2 separate regions of the Homo sapiens genome follow, and region 2 is linked to region 1. A link is a loop called in an ENCODE intact Hi-C map of the cell type or tissue named here. Cell type or tissue: PC-9. All regions are shown on one strand. Each heading gives the region's core, and the rest is flanking DNA. Links, peaks and the distances in the headings are about the cores only.

Region 1 (12,380 bases), core at 2,808-10,807:
AATCTTGAAACAAATCCTGGAAACACATCAAAACAGAACCTCTTTAAAGCATAAATCACACAGGACCTATAAAACAAAAATAGAAGTTTAAAAAGCACAACCGAAAAACAAACCCAAAGTATGCAGGCAACAAAGAGCATGATGCATGCAATGGTACCTCATATTTCAATACTAACATTGAATGTAAATGGCCTAAATACTCCACTTAAAAGATACAGAACCACAGAATGGATAAGAACTCACCAATTAACTATCTGCTGCCTTTAGGAGACTCACGTAACTCATAAGGACTCACGTAAACTTAAAGTAAAGGGGTGGAAAAAGGCATTTCATGCGAATGGACACCAAAAGCAAGCAGGAGTGGCTATTCTTATATCAGACAAAACAAACTTTAAAGCAACAGCGGTTAAAAGAGACAAAGAGGACATTATATAATGGTAAAAGGCCTTGTCCAACAGGAAAATATCACAATCCTATATGTATATGCATCTAACACTAGAGGTCCCAAATTTATAAAACAATTATTAATAGACCTAAGAAATGAGGTAGATAACAATACAATAAAAGTGGGGAATTTCAGTACTCCACTGACAGCACTAGATAGGTCATCAAGATAGAAAGTCAATAAAGAAACAATGGATTTAAACTATATCTTGGAACAAATGGATGTAACAGACATATACAGAACATGTCATCCAACAACTGCAGAATACACATTCTATTCAACAGCACATAGAACTTTCTCCAAGTTAGGCCATATGATAGGCCATAAAATGAGCCTCAGTAAATTTAAGAAAATTGAAATTATATCAAGCACTGTCTCAGACCACAGTGGAATAAAACTGTAAATCAAATCCAAAAGGAACCTTCAAAACCATGCAAATACATGGAAATTAAATAACCTGCTCCTGAATGAGCATTGGGTCAAAAACAAAATAAAAATGGAAATTTAAAACTTCTTCGAACTGAATGACAGTGATGACACAACCTATCAAAACCTCTGGGATACGGCTAAGGCAGTGCTAAGAGGAAAGTTCATAGCCCTAAATGCCTACATCAAAAAGTCTGAAAGAGCACAAAGAGACAATCTAAGGTCACACCTCAAGGAACTAGAGAAACAAGAAAAAACCAAACCCAAACCCAGCAGAAGAAAGGAAATAACCAAGATCAGAGCAGAACTAAATGAAATTGAAACAAACAAAAAATACAAAAGAGAAATGAAACAAAAAGCTGATTCTTTGAAAAGATAAATAAAATTGATAGACCATTAGCAAGATTACCTAAGAAAAGAAGAGAGAAAATCCAAATAACCTCACTGAGAAACGAAACAGGAGATATTACAACTGACACCACAGAAATACAAAAGATCATTCAAGGCTACTATGAACACCTTTACATGCATAAACTAGAAAATCTAGAAGGGATGGATAAATTCCTGGAGAAATACAACCCTCTTAGCTTAAATCAGGAAAAATTAGATACCCTGAACAGCCAATAACAAGCAGCAAGATTGAAACAGTAATTAAAAAATTACCAACAAAAAGAAGTCCAGGACCAGGTGGATTCACAGCAGAATTCTACCAGACATTCAAAGAAGAATTGATACCAATCCTTTTGATACCATTTCACAAGACAGAGAAAGAAGGGACCCTCCCTAATTCATTCTATGCAGCCAGCATCACCCTAGTACCAAAATCAAGAAAAGACACAACCAAAAAAGAAAACTACAGACTGAGATCCTTGATTGACATAGATGCTAGAATCCTTAACAAAATACTAGCTAACTGAATCTAACAACATATCAAAAAGATAATCCACTGTGATCAAGTGGGTTTCATACCAGGGATGCAGGGATGGTTTAACATATGCAAGTCAATAAATGTGATACACCACATTAACAGAATTAAAAACAAAAATCACATGATCATCTCAACAGATGCAGAAAAAGCATTCAACAAAATCCAGCATCCCTTTATGATTAAAACCCTCAGCAAAATCGGCATGCAAAGGCTTAATGTAATAAAAGCCATCTATGACAAACCCACAGCCAACATAATACTGAATAGGGAAAAGTTGAAAGCATTCCCTCTGAGAACAGGAACAAGACAAGGATGCCCACCTTCACCACTCCTCTTCAACATAGTACTGGAAGTCCTAGCCAGAGCAATTGGACAAGAGAAAGAAATAAAGGGCATCCAGATTGGTAAGGAGGAAGTCAAACTGTTGCTGTTTGCTAACGATATCATCAGTTACCTTGAAAACCCTAAGGGCTCCTCCAGAAAGCTCCTAGAACTGATGAAAGAATTCAGCAAAGTTTCCAATACAAGATTAATGTACACAAATCAGTAGCTCTTCTATACACCAACAGCGACCAAGCAGAGAATCAAATCAAGAACTCAACCCCTTTTACAATAGCTGAAAAGAAAGAATAAAATACTTAGGAATGAAAGACCTCTACAAGGAAAACTACACAACACTGCTGAAATAAATCATAGATAACACAAACAAATGGAAACATATCCCATGCTCATGGATGGGTAGAATCAATATTGTGAAAATGATCATACTGCCAAAAGCAATCTACAAATTCAACACAATCCCCATCAAAATACCACCATCATTCTTCACAGAGTTAGAAAAAAAATTCTAAAATTCATATGGAACCAAAAAGAGCCCACATAGCCAAAGCAAGACTAAGCAAAAAGAACAAATCTGGAGGCATCACACTACCTGATTTCAAACTATACTGTAAGGCCATAGTCACCAAAACAGTGGGGTACTTGTGCAAAAATAGGCACATAGACCAATGGAACAGAATAGAGAACCCAGAAATAAACCCAAATACTTACAGCCAACTGATCTTTGACAAAGCAAACAAGAACCTAAAGTTGGAAAAGGACAGACTTTTCAACAAATTGTGCTGGGATCATTGGCAAGCCACATGTAGGAGAATGAAACTGGATACTCATCTCCCACCTTATACAAAAATCAACTCAAGATGGATTAAGGACTTAAACCTAAGACCTGAAACTATAAAAATTCTAGAAGATACTTCAATAAAGGTGTCAAAATGTCAAAAAAGGGACTCAGATTAAATTTCTAGAGATGAAAGCTACAATGCCTGACATGAAAAATGCACTAAATGGAATTAATAGCCATTTAGACACTGAAGAAGAAAAGTTTTTTTTTTTTAGATATAGCAATAGAAACCATCCAAAATGAAACATAGAAGAAAGACCCCTAAATGAAGAATTTTAGTGAGCTGTGGGACAATTTTAATTTTAACGTAAATGTAATTTGAGTACCTGGATGAGGAGAAAGACTTGAGTGTGTAGTTGCTTCATGGCGTCAATGGTGTACTTAAGTGTGCTTTTGTGGTGGCTGGTAATAGTTTTTCGTTTCCATATTTAGCCCTCCCTTAAGGATCTCTTGTAAGGCAGGTCTGATGGTAACCTAGGAAATACCATTCTAGACATAAGCCCTGGCAAAGATTCCATGACAAAGACACCTAAAGCAATTGCAATAAAACCAAAAATGGATAAATGGAAGCTAATTAAACTAAAGGGCTTCTGCATAACCTACAGAATAGGAGAAAATATTTGCAAACTATGCATCCAACAAGGGTCTAATAACCAGAATCTATAAGGAACTTAAACAAATTAACAAGCGAAAACCAAACAACCCCATTAAAAAATGGGCAAAGGACATGAACAGACAGTTTTCAAAAGAAGATGTAACACACAGCCAACAAGCATATGAAAAAATGCTCAATATCATTAATCATTAGAGAAATGCAAATCAAAACCACAGTGAGATACTATCTCACACCCGTCAGAATGACTAATTAAAAAGCCAAAAACTAACAGATGCTGGCAAGGTTGCAGAGAAAAGGGAATGCTTATACACTGCTGGTGGGAGCGTAAATTAGTTCAGCCACTGTGGAAAGCAATTTGGAGATTTCTCAAAGAACTTAAAACAGAACTACCATTTGACGCAGCAATCTCATTACTGGGTATATACCTGTAGGAGTATAAATCATTCTACTATAAAGGTACATGTACGTATATGTTCATTACAGCATTCATTATCACAATAGCAAAGACGTGGAATCAACTTAGGTGCCCATCAATGGTAAATTGGATAAAGAAAATGTAGTACGTTTATACCATGGAATACTACACAGCCACAAAAATAACAAAATCATGTTTTTTTGCAGCAGCAGCATGGATGGAGCAAGAGGTCATTATCCTGAGAAAATCAACACAGGAACAGAAAACCAAATGCCGCATGTTCTCACTTACAAGTGGGAGCTAAACAATGAGTGCACATGGACTCAAAGAAGGGAACAGTAGACACTGGGGCCTATTTGAAGGTGTAGGGTAGGAAGAGGGTGAGGATCAAATAACTACCTATTGTGTACTATGCTTATTACCTGGGTGATGAAGTAATCTGTACACCAAACCCCTGTGACACACAATTTACCCATGTAACAATCATGCACATGTACCCTAAACCTAAAATAAAAGTTGGAAGGAAAAATAGAGAACGAATACTAAAAAAAATTTGCAGAAATAATGGGTCAAAAATTTCCAAACCCTCAAACGTAAAAACTGCATCAAGGTATATCATAATCTAATTGCTTAAAACCAATGATGAAGAGAAAATCTCAAAAAGCAGCCACAGTAAAAAGATCTATGTGTAGAAAAGAGTGAAGACTGCTGTCCTTAGAAAAGGCTACTTGTGGGTTTGGTCCTTGGCTGGTGTCTGGGAACTTGGATTCCAAGAGACAAGTTTTGTTTCCCTCTTTCCTTCTGTCTGAAGGCTGATAACTCTATTGCAATGACCAAGGATTCAGGGAATGTTAATTCTGAAGTTCTCCATTCCCTGGACCCAAGCACAGTCTCTCCTATAGAAGCCTGTTCAAATGGCAACAGCTCTGAGCCCTCACTTAATTTACTCAGAAGGGGTCCAGCTTTCTCTAGTTCCCCAAATTTTCCCAGGTGCCCAGAGGTTCTTGCGCAGTCTCAGGATTTGGCTTTCATTCTGCCTCTCCTTGCCTGAAGAACCCTTCCCTGATGACCTTGTGATTTTCAGAATATCTGCAGTGATATGGCTCCAGCAGAGCTGCCCACCTCCTGTGAGCACAGCTTCACCTTCCTCAGCTCTTTGCTTATGCTTAGTCAGGGGAGTCACCTGGCAAGCACATGATCACATGACAAACATGGTCCCCAAGTGTCCCAGGAGCTCTTCAGTGATGAGTTCCTTGAGGATGGACACCATATCTTGTCTCCAAGGCATGACCACAGTGCCAGGTGGCTGGACCATGAATGGGTTATGATGGATCAGAATTCTCTGAGGACAGAATTCTCAGGGTTGATTCCTGGTTACTTGTCCAGGCTCCTATCATCATGCCCCTTAATTCCCAGCTATCCATCCCAGGGCAAACTTCCTCCCAGGGTCTGTCCTGTCCTTTCAGCAATTGGGCTCCAGTTGAGGCTACCCCAGTCCATAAGGTGTATTTTAATAATTTAAACTTCAGAGGGGAGGGATCAGAGTTCTCTTCCCTCTTCTCTTTGGAGGAACTTATCATATGTAAAACTACGGTTGCAAATAAATAAGTAAAAAGCAAATGGTGTGATGAGGGAGGGTTGATATCCCATTACTTTCCTGCTGGTCTTTCAATTCCAGTTGCTTGCTTAGGGTCAGCTGTTTGTAAATGCTTGTTGAATGAATAAAATAGAGGAGGTTAAGATGATTAGGCTCTGTGTCTCCACCCAAATCTCATCTTGACCTGTACCCCCCAGGTGTTGAGGGAGGAATCTGGTCGGATTGAAAGGAGGTAACAGTGGAATGCCATGCACGATCTCGGATTTTCTTTTGGGTAGATGACATTATTGGGACAAGTTGGTAAAATCTAAATAAGGTTTGCAGGGTAGATAATAGTATTGAATTTATGCCAAATTCCTGATTTTGATAAGTGAATTGCAGTTATATAAGGGAATGTCCTTCTTTTTAGGAACTATGTACTGAAGATTTGGGGGCAAAAGAGGACCACATCTGCAACTAACTGGAGATGGTTCAGAAGATGATGCACACACACTCAAGCATATCGAGAGAGAAAGGGGCAGAGGACACAGAAGGCCCTGAGTTTAATGTGCATGTTTTGGGGAATTTGGAAGAAGAGCCCCTGATAATTCATCCTTCATTATTCTTGCAACTTTTCTCTAAATCTGAAATTATATTAAAATATAAAGTTAGAAGAAAACATGAAGAGTACTCACTTAGTATTCATTCATCTCACACCGACATTGTACCCTCTCCAGACATTGATCCATGAAGTGACTTTTCCTGTGATGGGCCATGAGCCAGGGATGTGCTGGGGGGAATGGGGAGATGAATAAACTCCCACCTCACTCTTTAGGGGTCTGTGGAATGGTGGATGAGACAGACACACCTTGTCTCTACCCTGCACCGTGTAACTGGGCCTTGCGTGGTCCTTTGTGAGTGTGTAGTAAGGGTAATTTCTTCAGAAGAGTTCATGAAGAAGCAGAAAATATGGCCAGGTGAATACATTTTCCTTAAAAAATAACTTACATGGTGAAACCCCGTCTCTACTAAAAATACAAAAATTAGCCAGGCGTGGTGGCAGGCGCCTGTAGTCCCAGCTACTCGGGAGGCTGAGGCAGGAGAATCGCTTGAACCTGGGAGATGGAGGTTGCAGTAAGCCGAGATCGCGCCACTGCACTCAGCCTGGGCAACAGAGAGACTCTGTCTCAATAATAATAATAATAATAATAATAATAATAAAAATTACACATCAAAGTGCCCTTTGTATAAAGCACTTATAAGTGAGTCTATTTAAAATTAATTTTAGAGACATCATAAAAGTGAGTCATCTCATTTAATTTTTACAACCATCCTCTGAAGTAGGTACTTACTTAATCTCATTATGACACAACTTATTTGCAGTAAAGGAAACAAACGTGGAAAGGTTAAGTTACCTGCCCCAAATCAAGGAACTACAAGGAACTGTCCATCTGGACGCTGAGCTCTAAGCTTCTAATAATAATTGCACACCTCTAGGGTTAGGAAGGGCAGGTCTATGGGCTGATGAGAAAGTGTCTAGGAAGCCGATGGCCAAATTTACCTGCTTGGCTTTACGCTGCCTGCGTGGGTGTGTCCAAAGCTCAGAGCTCCTTGAGGCCTTCCTCTGTGGGTCCGCTAGAGGGCGCTGTTGGCCCAGTTCAGAAGTATGTTTTTGCCCTTGAATTCAGGTGTGGTCAGGGAAGGAATTGCTGTAAAAGCTAAAGAAGCTTAAGCTTCAGGACTTCTCACCTGTACAGACCCCTTCTGCTTTTGTACCTAACTTTGCATTTATAATTTCGTATCATTTTCCCATAAGAGGGCTTCCTGAATAAGTTGCGGGCTCCTCAAATCTGTAGTCCCCTTTCTTATGTCAATACTTTGGTAACTCAGCCTGGGGGACTGGGACATTGAGCGTCTTGAGCATCATGAAGTGTAAATTTCCAGGGCATCTGGCTGTCCGTCTTCCGGCTGTGGACTCCCGGAGAGCAGGGGCTCTGCCCTGTTTGACTTGGACTGTCTGCTATGTAGAACAAGCTGTTTGTAAATGTTTGTTGAAAGAATGAAATAAAGGAGGTTGAGATGGTTAGGCTCTGTGTCCCCACCCAAACCTCATCTTGACCTGTACTCCCCAGGTGTTGAGGGAGGAACCAGGTGGGAGGTGATTGGATCATGAGGGCGGTTCCCCCCATGCCGTTCTCGTGATAGTGAGTGAGTTCTCACGAGATCTGATGGTTTTATAAGGGGCTCCTCCCCCTTCACTTCCTTCACAAGCGTCCTCTCCTGCTGCCGTGTGAGATATGGCTGCTTCCCGTTCTGCCATGATGGTAAGTTTACTGAGGCCTCCCCAGCCACGTGGAACTGTGAGTCAATTAAATCTCTTTTCTTTATAAATTACCCAGTCTCAGGCAGTTATTTAGAGTCGTGTGAAATGGACCAATACAGAGGTAAACAGCCCCCCCAGCACCACTGCCGCTGCTTTAATCTTCTCTTTGGGTCTCAGTTCCCCAACTTTAAAGGTGGGGGCAGGCATTGGATTAGAGTTCATCTCTAAGTCTCTTTTCAGTCAGATGTTTACTCTAGGATTTGCTCCCTGTCCATCCCTTTCTCAACTCTACCACCTGTCATTTCATTTTATTTCTCTAGTTCTGTCCTCCTCTCCAGCCCATGCCCTCACATGGCTAGAGCCTCCTTGGCTCTGCTAACACCTTTAGGTGCTGGGATTACATGCATGAGCCACAGAATCTGGCCATGGTATAGAACATTTTTACCACCCCAGAAAGCTTCCCATGCCCCATTTCTTCTCCAGTCTTTGGCTTCTGGCAACTACTGATCTGTTCCCTGGCACTGTGCTTTGCCTTTTCTAGAATTTCATATACATGGAATCCTACAGAAAGTAGTCTTCTGTGTCTGCCTGCTTTCATTCAGCATAACGTTTTTGTGATTCATCCAGGTTCCGTCATGCATCTGTCATTCATTTCTTCTTGTTACTGACTAGTATTCTATTGTATGGGTATACCATAATTTACCTACCAGTTGATGAACAAGGCACCAGAATGAAAATGGTCCGAGTTTGAATTTAGACTCTGCTATGCGTTGCCTGTATGATCCTGAGCAAACTGTGTAGCTTCTCTAAGCCTCACACTTCTCAGCTGTACAGTAGGGACAGTAACACCTTCCCCTAAGGTTGCTGAGAGGATTAGATGAGCTCAGCCCTGAGGAACACCTCGCTGTGTGTCTGGTACTCAATAGCTGGTTGTTATCAAGGATGTATTGAACTGTCTGAACCAGGTGGGGGCATATTCTGCTCTACTCTTATCTTTCTTACAATATCGTAGGCAGATCCTTGAGATTTTTGGTCATTTGCAGCTAAGTACTTCAATCTGGTTTTTCATTTAATGCTCCTCTTTCCCACCCTCCCGCTCAGGCTTGACCCAGCCCCAGAGACCTGCGCCGGGAGAGGGATGGGAAAGGTTGGGAGCAATGGGCAGGATGCTAGCTGTTTCTCAGGGTGCCTGTGTGGGTTCTTCAGAGGTCCTCGTGAAGAGCTCTTGTGGGAGCCCTGACCACCCCATTAGCCCCCATCGTTGCCAGGGGGAGCCCACAGCTTCTTGCCACTCAAGTCTCCTTGGGTAATGATTAGGATCTTTGGACGTGGAAATTGCTCAAGTCTTGGTCCTTCAGTGGTGTTCTCTCCGCCTGTGGGAGACTCACGCATCTTTGCCATGCTATAGTGGGAGTGCCTGCTGCTGCACCTCCACCCCCTACCCTGTGCCTCGCTCCAGGTCTTTTCTCCCCTGTTCTGTTAGACTTAAGGGGCAGATCAGAGAGTCTGCTGCAGAAACACAGATCTAGGGTCCTTTTCTTTCAGGCAGCCCCTAGCAGATGCTGGGATGTGGGCAATGTCTCCTACCTACATTCCTTGTCTCTGCTAAAGTGCTCACTGGCTAACCTCCAGGGCAGCCCCTGTATCTCTTTGCCTGAGGGCGTTCTACAGTGGCCAGGCCCCGGGCCAGAGTAGTGGGCCTAAGTACCAGGAAATTAACACCACAGCAGCAGCCCTCCATGATGACTGGTGAGTGTTGGCGTGTATTAATAAATGCCCAGGTCCCTTGCCCCCTGGTGGGATGACTCTGAAAGTCGTCTTCCTCACTAGCTCCCAGTGTTTCACAGCAGGATGAATTCCCTCTCATCCACAGTGGTCACTTCTCAATAACCACACCCTTTTCACTGCCGTTCTTTCTCCAGCTCTTTCTTATTCCCCTCCTGGAGTTTCCTTGGATAATCTCTCAAGTTAGTCACGTGTCCTTGGATTCTTGCCTCAAGGTCTCCTTCTGGGGAACCCAAACGATGCCATAGCCCTAATCTTTGCAAATGACTTTCTTGAAGTTGGCTTGGGTGGGAGCCAGGGCCGTACAGCAGGAAACGAAAAGACACAGCGCTCTCCCCATATTTCAAATACTCCCTTGTCTAGTGAGTCCTCTGGAATTCCTCCAGGTCTTTTGCTGATAAAGGTTGGAGGGGCTTGGGAAGGGGTGATGGCTGTGGGGCAGAGGTACTTCTGTCCTTTCTTGGCTCATCTTGCATGGCTATGTCACTGTGCTTTTTAGAATGTGAGAGGATTTCATGCCCATTGTCCCTAGTTTGGGGGTTTATGCAGAATTTTGGGACAACAGGGAAAACCTGTTTTCTTAGCACAATGCACAGCATTTACATATTAGTCTGCTCAGGCTGCCCTAATGAAATATCATAGACAGTGTGGCTTAAATAACAGACATTGATTTCTCACAGTTCTGGAGGCTGGAAGTCTGAGATCAGGGTGCAGTGTGGTAGGGTCTGGTGAGGACCCTTTTCCAGGCTTGCAGAAAGCTGCCTTCTCACTGTGTCCTCACAAGACAGAGGGAGAGCGCTGATGTCTGTTTCTCTTCTTATAAGGGCACTAATCCCATCACGAGGACCCCACCCTCATGACCTCATTAAGCCTAATTATCTCCCAAAGGCCCTAGCCCCAAATACAGTCTCACTGGGAGTTAAGGCTTCAATATAAGAATTCGGGGGAAAACAATACGGTCTGAAGCAGCTTATTGACATGATGATGATGCACCTCTGATTTTACCACTGAAACCTGTTTCTCCTGCTGTATTCCTTATGTTGGGGAAGACATTCTTTCCTCCCTGACTTCCTCCTCCCCTCATGTCTGGTTAGGCATAAAGTGTTGTCAATTCTACCACCTCCTAAGTATTAAGTACTTCCTCTCCGCTGTCCTCCACAACTTCTCTAGGCCAGGCTCTCATGCCTCATATTGGTCAGGATTGAGTTTCATGTGTGTCCCTGTGAAGAGACCACCAAACAGGCTTTGTGTGAGCAATAAAGCTTTTTAATCACCTGGGTGCAGGTGGGCTGAGTCCGAAAAGAGAGTCAGCAAAGGGAGATAGGGGTGGGGCCGTTTTATAGGAGTGGAGTAGGTAGTGGAAAATTACAGTCAAAGGGGGTTGTTCTCTGTCTGGCAGGGGTGGGGGTCACAAGGTGCTCAGTGGGGGAGCTTTTGAGCCAGGATGAGCCAGGAGAAGGAATTTCACAAGGTAATGTCATCAGTTAAGGCAGGTATAGGCCATTTTCACTTCTTTTGTCATTCTTCAGTTACTTCAGGCCATCTGGATATGTATGTGCAGTCTTGGGCCCAGAGGCCTGACATTGAGTAACAGAAAACAGCTCCATTGCTTACAAAGGTGAAGGGTGTATTATTACATGCAAAAGGAAGTCTGGGGCAGGCAGTCCAGAACTGGAACAAATGCCCAAAAATGTCATCAGGGACCCTGGTGCCTCCTCCTGTTTCTACTCCAGTATCCTCAGTGTTGGCACTGGTTCTTGTGGTCACAGGGTAGTTGCTGCTTCTCCAGGCGTCACTTCCTCATTCCAGGCCATAACTCCTAATTGAGAGCCTTTGTCTTTTTTACTGGGGAGGGGCTCGAGTGAGTGTGCAGGGGCAGGGGGTGTGCAGATGGCTTAGAGTAGCCAGTTCCCGGGATTTGCTACATCATGTCTTACCATAGCTGCCTCCTAACTGATCTTTCTGCCTCCATTCTCACCGGTACATTCTTGTTGACAGCATGTCCCTCTAGGGGCAATAAGAAACCATTATACCTAGCAAATCAATGATAAGACAAATGGTAACCATAATACCAATGGGAAGTACTTATTAGATGTGTAAATTGCATGCGGAACATTTAGTGCTTAAAGGGATACTCATGAAAGCCACTTTGTTATTATTTCACTCTGTCCCTCTAATGCTGGCTGGAGGATGGCTGTCCTTTCCCTGTCCTTGGATGAAAACTCTGCTCATCTCCATGACTCTGTCTGTCACTGGAGGCAAGACAAAGCCCTATGGTCAGTGGGAGTTGCAAAACAGAACCTGAGTCTCTTCCCAAGGTAACACTCCTCCTTCCCCCATCCAGCTGGGACTAGCTGCAGACAGGACACTGGCTTTGGGAAGGGGGATAGCCCTTTTCTCTTTTTCACTAAGATCTGCTGTTTCTGATTCCTTTTGCTGTGGAGTATTGGGTAGAGAAGTGTGGAAAGAAGGAAAGTGGGTCAGCACAGTTCTTATGTGCCTGTTAACAGCATCCTATGGCTTCATGATCTTTGGCTTGGTATGAGATGGGAGCTGACTGTCCGCCAGGCACTTGGGTTTTCTGGAGATTCCCTTGCTGCCCTTAACTCCCATCCTGTGCCCCTGGGCACTGCTGCCCCACCAACTGCTGGATTTTCCAGAACCCACTCACACAGACGCAGAGACC
Region 2 (12,380 bases), core at 1,648-9,647, 210 kb after region 1:
CTTGCTGCCAGCACAGCAGGCTGAAGTTGACCTGGGACACTCAAGCTTGGCGGAGGGGAGGGGCGTTCGCCATTACTGAGGCTTGAGTAGGTGGTTTTCCCCTCACAGCGTAAACAACGCCGATGTGAAGTTTGAACTGTGTGGAGCCCACTGCAGCTTGGCAAATCTGCTGTAGCCAGACTGCCTCTCTAGATTCTTCCTCTCTGGGCAGGGCATCTCTGAAAGAAAGGCAGCAGCTCCAGTCGGGGGCTTATAGATAAAACTCCCATCTCCCTGGGACAGAGCACCTGGGGAAAGGGGCAGCTGTGGGCGCAGCTTCAGCAGACTTAAACTTTCCTGCCTGGTGGCTCTGAAGAAAGCAGCGGATCTCCCAGCACAGTGCTTGAGCTCTGCTAAGGGACAGACTGCCTCCTCAAGTGGGTCCCTGACCCCTGCGCCTCCTGACTGGGAGACACCTCCCAGCAGTGGTCGGACATCTCATACAGGAGAGCTCTGGCTGGCATCTGGCGGGTGCCCCTTTGGGACAAAGCTTCCAGAAGAAGGAACAGGCAGCAGTCTTTGCTGTACTGCAGCCTCTGCTGGTGATACCCAGGCAAACGGTCTGGAGTGGACCTCCAGCAACTCCAGCAGACCTGCAGCAGAGGGGCCTGACTGTTAGAAGGAAAACTAACAAGCAGAAAGAAATTGCATCAACATCAACAAAAAGGATGTCCACACAAAAACCCCACCAGAAGGTCACCAACATCAAAGACCAAAGGTAGATAAGTCCATAAAGGCGAGGAAAAACCAGCGCAAAAAGGCTGAAAATTCCAAAAACCGGAAGCCTCTTCTCCTCCAAAGGATCACCACTCCTCGCAGGCAAGGGAACAAAACTGGACAGAGAATGAGTTGGACAACTTGACAGAAGTAGGCTTCAGAAGGTGGGTAATAACAAACTCCTCTGAGCTAAAGGAGCATGGTCTAACCCAATGCAAGGAAGTGAAGAACCTTGAAAAAAGGTTAGAGGAATTGCTAACTAGAATAACCAGTTTAGAGAAGAACATCAATGACCTGATGGAGCTGAAAAACACAGCATGAGAACTTCGTGAAACATACACAAGTATCAACAGCTGACTTGGTCAAGTGGAAGAAAGAAAGGATATCAGAGACTGAAGATCAACTTAATGAAATAAAGCAAGAAGACAGGATTAGAGAAAAAAGAATAAAAAGGAACGAACAAAACCTCCAAGAAATATGGGACTATGTGAAAAGACCAAACCTATGTTTGATTGGTGTACCTGAAAGTGACAGGGAAAATGGAAACAAGTTGGAAAACACTCTGCAGGATATTATCCAGGAGAACTTCCCCAACCTAGCAGGACAGTCCAACATTCAAATTTGGGAAATACAGAGAACAAAGCAAAGACACTCCTCGAGAAGAGCAACCCCAAGACACGTAATCGTCAGATTCGCCAAGGTTAAAATGAAGGAAAAAATGTTAAGGGCAGCCAGAGACAAAGGTTGGGTTACCCACAAAGGGAAGCCCATCAGACTAACAGCGGATCTTTCTGCAGAAACCCTACAAGCCAGAAGAGAGTGGGGGCCAATATTCAACATTTTTAAAGAAAAGAATTTTCAACCCAGAATTTCATATCCAGCCAAACTAAGCTTCATAAGCGAAGGAGAAATAAAATCCTTTACAGACAAGCAAATGCTGAGAGATTTTGTCACCACCAGGCCTGCCTTACAGGAGCTCCTGAAGGAAGCACTAAATATGGAAAGGAAAAACCAGTACCAGCCACTGCAAAAACATACCAAATTTTAAAGACCATTGGCACTATGAAGAAACTGAATCAACGAACGGGCAAAATAACCAGCTAGCATCATGATGACAGGATCAAATTCACACATAACAATATTCACCTTAAATGTAAAAGGGCTAAATGCCCCAATTAAAAGACACAGACTGGCAAATTGGATAAAGAGTCGAGAACTCCCATGTGTTGTATTCAGGAGACCCATCTCATTGAAAAGACACACATAGGCTTAAAATAAAGGAATGGAGGAATATTTACCAAGCAAATAGAAAAAAAAAGTAGGGGTTGCAATCCTTATTCTCTGATAAAACAGACTTTTAACCAAAAAAGATAAAAAAAAGACAAAGGAGGGCATTACATAATGGTAAAGGGATCACTGCAACAAGAAGAGCTAACTATCATAAATATATATGCACCCAATACAGAGCACCCAGATTCATAAAGCAAGTTCTTAGAGACCTACAAAGAGACTTAGACTTTCACACAATAATAGTGGGAGACTTAAACACCCCATTGTCAATATTAGACAGATCAACGAGACAGAAAATTAACAAGGATATTCAGTACTTGCACTCAGCTCTGGACCAAGTGGACCTAATAGACATCTCCAGAACTCTCCACCCCAAATTAACAGAATATACATTCTTTCAGCACCACATAGTACTTATTCTAAAATTGACCACATAATTGGAAGTAAAACACTCCTCAGCAAATGCAAAAGAATGGAAATCATAACAGTCTCTCAGACCACAGTGCAATCAAATTAGAACTCAAGATTAAGAAATTCACTCAAAACCACACAACTGCATGGAAACTGAACAACCTGCTCCTGAATGACTACTGGGTAAATAATGAAATTAAGGCAGAAATAAATAAGTTCTTTGAAACCAATGAGAACAAAAACACAATGTACCAGAATCTCTGGGACACAGCAAAAGCAGTGTTTAGAGGGAAATTTATAGCACTAAATGCCCACAGGAGAAAGCAAAAAAGATCTAAAATCAACACCCTAACATCACAATCAAAAGCAATAGTGAAGCAAGAGCAAACACATTCAAAAGCTAGCAGAAGACAAGAAATAACTAAGATCAGAGCAGAACTGAAAGGATAGAGACACAAAAATGCCTTCAAAAAATCAATGAACATATGAGCTGGTTTTTTGAAAACATTAATAAAATACATAGACCGCTAGACAGACTGATAAAGAAGAAAAGAGAGAAGAATCAAATAGACACAAAAAAATGACAAAGGGGATAACACCACTGATCCCACAGAAATACAAACTACCATCAGAGAATACTATAAACACCTCTACACAAATAAACTAGAAAACTTAGAAGAAATGGATAAATTTTTGGACACATACACCCTCCCAAGACTAAACCAGGAAGAAGTTGAATCCCTAAATAGACGAATAACAGTTCTGAAATTGAAGCAGTAATTAATAGCCTACCAACCAAAAAAACAGCCCAGGACCAGATGGATTCACAGCCCAATTCTACCAGAGGTACAAAGAGGAGCTGGTACCATTTCTTCTGAAACTATTCCAACATTAGAAAAAGAGGGACTCCTCCCTAACTCATTTTATGAGGCCAGCATCATCCTGACACCAAAACCTGGCAGAGACACAACAAAAAAAGAAAATTTCAGGCCAATATCTCTGATGAACATTGATGTGAAAATCCTCAATAAAATACTGGCAAACTGAATCCAGCAGCACATCAAAAAGCTTATCCACCACAATCAAGTTGGCTTTATACCTGGGATGCAAGGCTGGTTCAACATATGCAAATCAATAAATATAATTCATCACATAAACAAAACCAATGACAAAAACCACATGATTATCTCGATAGATTCTGAAAAGGCCTTCGATAAAATTCAACAACGCTTCATGCTAAAAACTCTCAATAAACTAGGTATTGATGGAATGTATCTCAAAATAGTAAGGGCTATTTATGACAAACCCACAGCCAATATCATACTGAATGGGCAAAAGTCGAAGCATTCCCTTTTAAAACCGGCACAAGACAAGGATGCCCTCTCTCACCACTCCTATTCAAGATAGTATTGGAAGTTCTGGCCAGGGCAATCAGGCAAGAGAAAGAAATAAATGGTGTTCAAATAGGAAGAGAGGAAGTTAAATTGTCTCTGTTTGCAGATGACACAATCGTATATTTAGAAAACCCCATCGTCTCAGCCCCAAATCTCCTTAAGCTGATAAGCAACTTCAGCAAAGTCTCAGGATACAAAATCAATGTGCAAAAATCACAAGCATTCCTATACACCAATAATAGAGAGCCAAATCATGAGTGAACTCCCATTCACAATTGCTACAAAGAGAATAAAATATCTAGAATACAACTTACAAGGATGTGAAGGACCTCTTCAAGGAGAACTACAAACCACTGCTCAAGGAAATAAGAGAGGACACAAACAAATGGAAAAACATTCCCTGCTCATGGTTAGGAAGAATCAATATCATGAAAATGGCCTTACTGCCCCAAAGTAATTTATAGATTCAATGCTATCCCCATCAAGCTACTAATGACTTTCTTCACAGAATTAGAAAAAGCTACTTTAAATTTCATATGGAACCAAAAAAGAGCCTGTATAGCCAAGACAACCTTAAGCAAAAGAACAAAGCTGGAGGCATCACGCTACCTGACTTCAAACTATATTACAAGGCTACAGTAACCAAAACAGCATGGTACTGGTACCAAAACAGGTATATAGACCAATGGAACAGAACAGAGGCCTTAGAAATAATGCCACACATCTACAACCATCTGATCTTTGACAAACCTGACAAAAACAAACAATGGGGAAAGGATTCCCTATTTAATAAGTGGTGTTGGGAAAACTGGCTAGCCATATGCAGAAAACTGAAACTGGACCCCTTCCTTACACCTTATAAAAAAATTAACTCAAGATGGATTAAAGACTTCAATGTAAGACCTAAAACCATAAAAACCCTTGAAGAAAACCTAGGCAATACCATTCAGGACATAGGCATTGGCAAAGACTTTGTGACTAAAACACCAAAAGCAATTGCAACAAAAGCCAAAATTGACAAATGGGATCTAATTAAAGAGCTTCCGCATAGCAAAAGAAACTATCATCAGAGTGAACAGACAACCTACAGAATGGGAGAAAATTTCTGCTATCTATCCATCTGACAAAGGGCTAATATCCAGAATCTACAAGGAACTTAAATTTACAAGAAAAAAACCAACCTCATCAAAAAGTGGGCAAAGGATTTGAACAGACAATTCTCAAAAGAAGAAATTTATGCAGCCAACAAACATATGAAAAAAACCTCATCATCACTGGTCATTAGAGAAATGCAGACAAAACCACAATGAGACACCATCTCATGCCAGTTAGAATGGTGATCATTAAAAAGTCAGGAAACAACAGATGCTGGAGAGGATGTGAAGAAATAGGAATGCTCTTACACTGTTGGTGGGAGTGTAAATTAGTTCAACCATTGTGGAAGAGTGTGGCGATTCCTCAAGGATCTAGAACCAGAAATACCATTTGACCCAGCAATCCCATTACTGGGTATATACCTAAAGGATTATAAACCATTCTATAAAGACACATGCACACATATGTTTATTGCAGCACTATTCACGATAGCAAAGACTTGGAACCAACCCAAATGCCCATCAATAACAGACTAGATAAAGAAAATGTGGCACATATACACCATGGTATACTATGCAGTCATAAAAAAGGATGAGTTCATGTCCTTTGCAGGGACGTGGATGAAGCTGGAAACCATCATTCTCAGCAAACTCACACAGGAACAGAAAACCAAACACTGCATGTTCTCACGCATAGGTGGGAGCTGAACAGTGAGAACACATGGACACAGGGAGGGGAACATCACACCTGGGGACCTGTTGGGGAGTGGGGCTGGGCGGGGGACAGCATTAGGAGAAATACCTAATGTAGATGACAGGTTGATGGGTGCAGCAAACCATGGCACATGTATCCCTATGTAACAAACCTGCACGTTCTGCACATGCATCCCAGAACTTAAAGTATAATAATAATAAAAAAATTTACTAAGTTTACTCCCCCTTCCTGCTTTGTCTTCTCTTTAGCCAACCTTCCAACCTTTTTTTTTTTTTTTTTTGAGACGGAGTCTCGCTCTGTCACCCAGGCTGGAGTATAGTGGCGCAATCTTGGCTCACTGCAAGCTCTGCCTCCCGGGTTCACACCATTCTCCTGCCTCAACCTCCCGAGTAGCTGGGACTACAGGTGCCTGCCACCACGTCCGGCTAATTTTTTGTATTTTTAGTAGAGACGGGGTTTCACCGTGTTAGCCACGATGGTCTCGATCTCCTGACGTCGTGATCCGCCCCCCTCGGCCTCCCAAAGTGCTAGGATTACAGGCTTGAGCCACCGCGCCCGGCCCCTTTCAACGTTTTTGTCAAGGGAGAAGGCAGGCCCTAGCCCCAAGGCTCTGCGCTCCTTCTAACCCCACTGGGGCTGGAATGCCCCCCGCCCCAACGTGTGGCACCAGGAGTGGGGGGCACAGCTCTGCGACCTGTGCCTGTACCCCCTCCTCCTGCCCCACTCTGAAGCTGTCTGTGCTTTTTCGAGCCATCACCTAGGCTCTGCCTTCCTCCCCTCACCTCTTTCTCGCTTGCTCCCGCGCGCTCTCTCCACTTAGTGGTTCATTTACTGCTCAATCTGTGATTAATTAAAACAATTTAAATAACTGTGCTGACGCTAAATTCATTTCCAGCCACCTCCGCCGCGCAGGGCTGCGTGAGCACAGGAGAGCCGCGGTGCGGGCTCGCGCTGACCGCCAGGGGGAGCTGTGGTCTCAGGTTTGACTGGAAGCTTGGCGTCGGATGGCGGGGTTGGGTGCAGGAAAAAGGTTAAAACATGCAAGTTCTCCCCTCCCGCCCACTTTGCCTTCTTCCACCTGGGATTCTACCGTGTCCGTGCCCTCGCAGTCCCCAAAGATTCGCTGGGTTAATCCAGAATAAAAAATGTCAGGGAAGCAAACTCCTTTCTCCTGCCTGAGGTCAGCCCCAGGATATTCCCAGAACACCTGGGGCCCGGGGACCAGGAAGGTCATGCTTGCAGGAGGGGAAACACAGGCACAGACTGTGAGAAAGGAAGACCTGCCCATGGCCTCCCTTGGTGGGGGAAGGGTAGATCCTAAATTCAATGACTGGTGTCCTTATAAGAGGAGGGGACACAGAGAGACACATATACTGTGTCAAGGGCCGGGCGCAGTAGCTTACGCCTATAATCCCAACATTTTGGGACGCAGAGGCAGGTGGATCACCTGAGGTCAGGAGTTTGAGACCAGCCTGGCCAACATGGTGAAACCCCGTCTCTACTCAAAATACAAAACATTAGCTGGGCATGGTGGCAGGCGCCTGTAATTCCAGCTACTTGGGAGGCTGAGGCAGGAGAATTGCTTGAACCCAGGTGGCAGAGGTTGCAGTGAGCCAAGATTGCACCATTGCACTCTAGTCTGGGCGACAGAGCAAGACTCTGTTTCAAAAAAAAAAAAAAATGCCATGTGAAGATGGGGCAGTGATTGGTGTGATGCTGCCATGAGCAAGGGAACCCAAAAACTGGAAGAGACAAGGAAAGATCCTTCCCTGATCCTTCAGAGGGAGCGTGGCCCTGCCAACACCTCAATTTCAGGCTGCTAGCCTCCAGAACTGTGAGAGAATAAAAATAAGCTGGTTTAAGCCTCCCAATTTGTGGTCGTTTGTTATGGCAGGGCTAGGAAACTGTGACAAGGTGTTAGAAAGAAACCAGTATCTAGGAGCCTACTCAGTGCTGGGCGCTTTGCTAGATGGGTTCATGAACGTTTTCTCATTTAAGCCTCACCACAGTCACGTGCTGCAGGTTAAATTAACATCCTCATCTGTCTTGCAGGGCCAAACAGCTGGGAAGAGGCAGAACCAGGTTCAAGAGCAGGCCAGCCTCGGTCGGCAACTGGGGGTCTCAGCAGGTTGCCTACCTCATGCTCTAGGGCCCCGCCGTTTCCTGGAACCTTGCCTTGAACAGAAATGAGAACAAGGATGTGTAAGTTTGCTGGGTAGGGGAGGGACAAGAGCTCAGACATGGTCAGGAGGACCAGGCACGGCTGGAGGATGCTTGCTGTGTGGGCATGCTCTGGTGGAGAGAAGACAGCTCCACCCAGGCTGCTCCCTCACACAGAACTTCAGGACTCTGCACTCGGGAGCAGTGGCCCGCCTTATGGGTTAGCATGGTATGAGATTGGTATGAGTCAAAGTGACCTTGGGTAAGTGACTTCACTTCTCCATGCCTCGAATCTCACTGGGGCCAATTTTGCCCCCCAGGAAACACTTGGCAATATCTAGAGATATTTTTGCTTGTCACAACTGGGTGGAGGGTGCTACTGGCTTTGAGTGGGTAGAGACCAGGGATGCCGGCCAATGTCCTGCAATGTACGAGACAGGCCCTTACGACAAAGAATTATCCAGCCCAAAGGTCAATAGTGCCAAAGCTGAGGGACTGTCTCTACACAGTCTGCCCCATCAGTTCCCTTAGCTCATCCCCAGCCACTGTCCCCTGGCCCCCTCCACTTAGCCACACTGGCCTCCTCTGTGCCCCGAACATACCCTTTCTGAGAGCATTTACACTGGCTAGTTCATCCTCTCTGCCTGGCTGGCTCATTCCATGTCCTCCAGGCCTTTGCTCAGACGCCACCTTCTCAATGGGATCTAGTCCAACCACCCTATTTACAGCTGCAACCTGCGCCTCCTCCGTGGCCCTTTCATCTGTCTTATCCTGCTTTAAAAAAAATTTTGTAGCATGGATCACCTTCTAACATTCTCGGTATATTACTTATTTCCTGTATTTCTTGTCTGTCAACAAATAATTCTATTTTTGGTTTATTTTATCAACTGGTGTGTTTCCAGTGCCTAAAACAATGCTCGGGACATAATAGGTGCTCAATAAATATTTATTGAATCAAACAATGTCCCTTTATTAGACTTCTTTTTCTTTTTTTATTTTTTGAGATGGGGGTCTCCCTCTGTCACTCAGGCTGGAGTGCAGTGGTGTGATGTCAGCTTACTGCAGCCTCCGCCTCCTGGGTTCAAGCAATTCTCCCACCTCAGCCTCCTGAGTAGCTGGGATTACAGGGGCACGCCACCACACCTGGCTAATTTTTTGCATTTTAAGTAGAGATGGGGTTTCATCATCTTGGCCAGGCTGGTCTCGAACTCCTGACCTCGGGTGATCCGCCTGCCTCGACCTCCCAAAGTACTGGGATTTACAGGCGTGAGCCACCGCGCCTGGCCCTAGTAGATTTCTAATACACTTGGGAACACTCAAGGCCCTGGGAAGTCGGACAGTAAAGGAACCGATGTGGTTTTGTCTTACCCAGAGCTTCTCAGTCTCACTTGACCATGGAATCCACTCTCTCTCTCCCGCTTCATTCCCATTGACTCCAGCCATTCTGCAGGGCACACTCTGACAGTTGCTGTCCTGTTCCAGCCCTGTCCAGAGGATATATGCGGGCAAAGATTCTGAAAAGAAGAATTAGGGAGCTTTAGGACAAAGCAGTGGGGGCAGAACTTCCACCGGGACAGCTCCATGGGGACAGATGCACCGAGCCTGGCCCAGATGGGCAGATGCAAGCTCTGGATACTGAACGCTGGCTGGGTGGGAGAGAGGCTCAGCTGGGCGGCACCCTGCGTCACACCTGTGTAAATACCATGTTTTATGAGTCCAGGAAAGAACAAGCCTGCATGTGCTCAGGGGCATTCTTTGGAGGATCTGGGAAAATAAACCCTCGCCTACTTTCCCTGATGTAACAGAAAACTGGCAGTAGTTGTGTGAAAAATCAGGGTGTGTGTTTAGAAGACACTGAGCTGCTTGGGCGTCTCTTCTGAGGCCGTGTGCTGGGAAGTGGTGTCTGGGGAACCAGGACTGCTGGGCTTGAGGGGATGCTGGCATGGCAGCCTTTATCCAGAGGACGAGGAGGAGAGGGTGAGGGGCCGGATGCCCAGCCAAAGCAGGGGGACACTAAAAATGCAGAAGAGGACATGCAGCGAGTGGGTGGGTAGGTTTAATCACTGTGACCATCGAGGCCAGAGGTAAGGTTCGTGGGAGAAGCTTACCAGGAGGGACAGCTTCAGCCCTAGATAATCCAGAATCTCCCAAGGCTAGGAACACTTTCTGGATGACTGAGCCTAATGAAGCACAGCACTGCTGTTCCCAGATGTGCTCAACCAGGGCCCTGTGGCCAGCTGGCTGTGTTCACGCAGTTCTGTGCCTGGGACCTCACTCTTCCCTGCAATGTGGTGGTGAAATGTAGAGCCAGACCCCAGTTCAAATCTTGACTCCTTGGTGACTCGCTGTGTGACCCTGTGCAAGTTACTTAACCTCTCTGTGTCCTCTCTGCTTCCTTGTTACTAAAATGGGGTAATACTGTCCCCACTACACAGGGCTGTTGTGAAGATTAAATGAGGTAGTTCCTAATGAGAGTCTGGGCTGCCCTGTATGTAGAAAGGGCAACATGAATGGCGTTTTTGGTATTCCAGCTCTCCATTTGGAGTCCTCTCCTCCAGGCTCGCAGTCCCGTTGGCCCTGTCACTGGCCCTGCTCTGACCTTTGGTTCAGGTTTCCTGGGTCTTCTTCCCTCACTCTGGATACTTTGGTTCCCCAGGCCTGGGTCCCCAACTCTAATTTTGGCTGACTTTGATCTCATCTGCTGGATCTATAATGAGCATGGCTGGTCACTAGTCTAATATAGTATTAGTATCATAGCAATTAAAGACATGGAGGCTGGACATGAAAAAGAATGAGATCATGTCTTTTGCAGGGACATGGTTGAAGCTAGAAACCATCATTCTCAGCAAACTAACACAGGAACAGAAAACCAAACACCACATGTTCTCACTCATAAGTGGGAGTTGAACAATGTGAACACATGGACACATGGAGGGGAACATCACACACCGGGGTCTGTCAGGGGTTTGGGGGCAAGGGGAGGGAGAGCATTAGGACAAATACCTAATGCATGCCGGGCTTAAAACCTAGATGATGGGTTGATAGGTGCAGCAAACCACCACGCCACATTAACAAACCTGCATGTTCTGCACGTGTATCCCAGAACTTAAAGTAAAATTTATATATATATGTATGTATGTATCTTACAAATAAAAAGAATAAAGACATGGAGGCTGGAGTCAGGGAGACAAAAGAGACCCAGTCTCGAATTCTAGCTCTTCTACTTCGTAGCTGTGTGAGCTTGGATCAATCACTTAACCTCTCTGCACCTCGGTTTTCTCATCTATAAAATGGAGATGAATAACAATACTTACCTCATAAAATTACTAGGTGAGTTATGTATGAAAAGTGCTTATAATAGTGCCTGGCAGATGATAAGAGTTCAGGAAGGGTTAGCTATGATTACTGGCATCATCATTATTGCTGTGGTTTCTGCTATTCTGGGTTCAAACCCTGGCCCTGCTGTGTGACCTGGGGTAAGTCACTGCCCTGCTCTGGGGCTCAGAATCATCATCTGCTCCCTGGAGCATCCCCGCCCCCACCAACTTTTTTTTCTTTCTTTTGTTAACTGTGTGCCCATTTTCCAAACTCTGATGAGGTCCTGGTTTCCCAGCTGCCTTCTGGCCCAGGTCTTCTGAGAGACCCATCCTGGCCTGGGTGTCTGAGTGCTAAACTCAGGGTCCTTAGGCTCTTGAGTGTCTGTATTAGTGGCCTGCACAGAAAACCCTGCCTGGGGTTTCCCTGCCAAAGCCTAGAACCCTATTCCCACCCCAGGAGGATTCTGTGTGAGGACAAGAGGACTCCCTTATTGGGAGGGATGCCTTCACTGGGAGGGACTCCTTTACTGGGAACACCCTTGACACTTCCTTCCGGCTCTGGGCACCTAAGGCTGTTGTCAGATTCACTGCTAGCTTTTCTGGCTTCCATAGCTTCCATGGATATGTCAGAAGCCATTGAGCCTATCTGATCTGGAACAGCATCAGCTCAGAACACGGGAAGGAAGTCAAACTGCCATCTAACCTTGGGGTCATCCCTGGATGTTGTCATCCATCCAACAAATATTAATTGAACACCTAATCAAGCTAGGCACCATTTTAGAGACTACGGATAGAGAATCAAAACAGAGCTCTTAGCCTCTGGAAGACTGATTACTACTGGTCACCATCCTCTTCTTCCCTTCCTGCAAGATGATCATACTTCCGGGTCCCATTGAATGTGGGCTTCATTCATTCAGAATAAAGTCTGCACAGAATTATGTATGCCAGCGTTCATGCTTTGCCACGTTCTCTTTTCCGTCTGGCAAGTCATCTGCTACATTCTGGATAGTGACTCTCCATCATCCTGGGTCTTAGAGTGAGGACCATCGTGGCATGGGAGCAGACCCCATAGCTGATGTAGGGCCTGATGGACCACAGCAAGGACATGGGATTTGATCCCAGGGGTACTGGGAAGCTGTGGGAGGGCAGACAGCAGGGATATGGCATGATCTCACTTATTTTACAAAAGGTTCCCTCTGGCTTCTCTGTGAAGAGATCACAGGGGGTGAGGGACAAAGCAGGG

Evidence for each region. A loop is a pair of places that touch in the nucleus more often than their neighbours do. Peaks named below come from ENCODE experiments on the same cell type or tissue, not always from the same donor. Only the 100,000 strongest peaks of a DNase experiment are listed, where the experiment ranks them.
Region 2: it touches region 1 in a loop (8-fold over the local background); 2 of 110 quality-filtered maps call a loop at or near these places.

The regions. Positions count from the first base shown.
Region 1 is chr22:35,226,528-35,238,907 of GRCh38, reverse strand. LINC01399 (long intergenic non-protein coding RNA 1399) reads left to right here and starts at 7,852. Exons shown (of 6, transcript NR_126356.1): 1 at 7,852-7,910. It overlaps LOC105373017 (a long non-coding RNA gene), which reads left to right. Exons shown (of 4, transcript XR_938210.3): 4 at 6,017-6,265. In PC-9, for the core only: CTCF peaks have their summits at 7,026 and 7,227 (motif pointing right); a DNase peak (open chromatin) is centred at 7,227; H3K4me3 peaks cover 995 bases; H3K27me3 peaks cover 5,847 bases.
Region 2 is chr22:35,018,468-35,030,847 of GRCh38, reverse strand. No RefSeq gene overlaps it. Among named protein-coding and RNA genes, the nearest start is that of LINC02885, 27 kb to the right of the region's middle. RefSeq lists an enhancer at 6,352-6,942. In PC-9, for the core only: CTCF peaks have their summits at 6,403 and 6,613 (motif pointing right); a DNase peak (open chromatin) is centred at 6,647; H3K27me3 peaks cover 1,636 bases.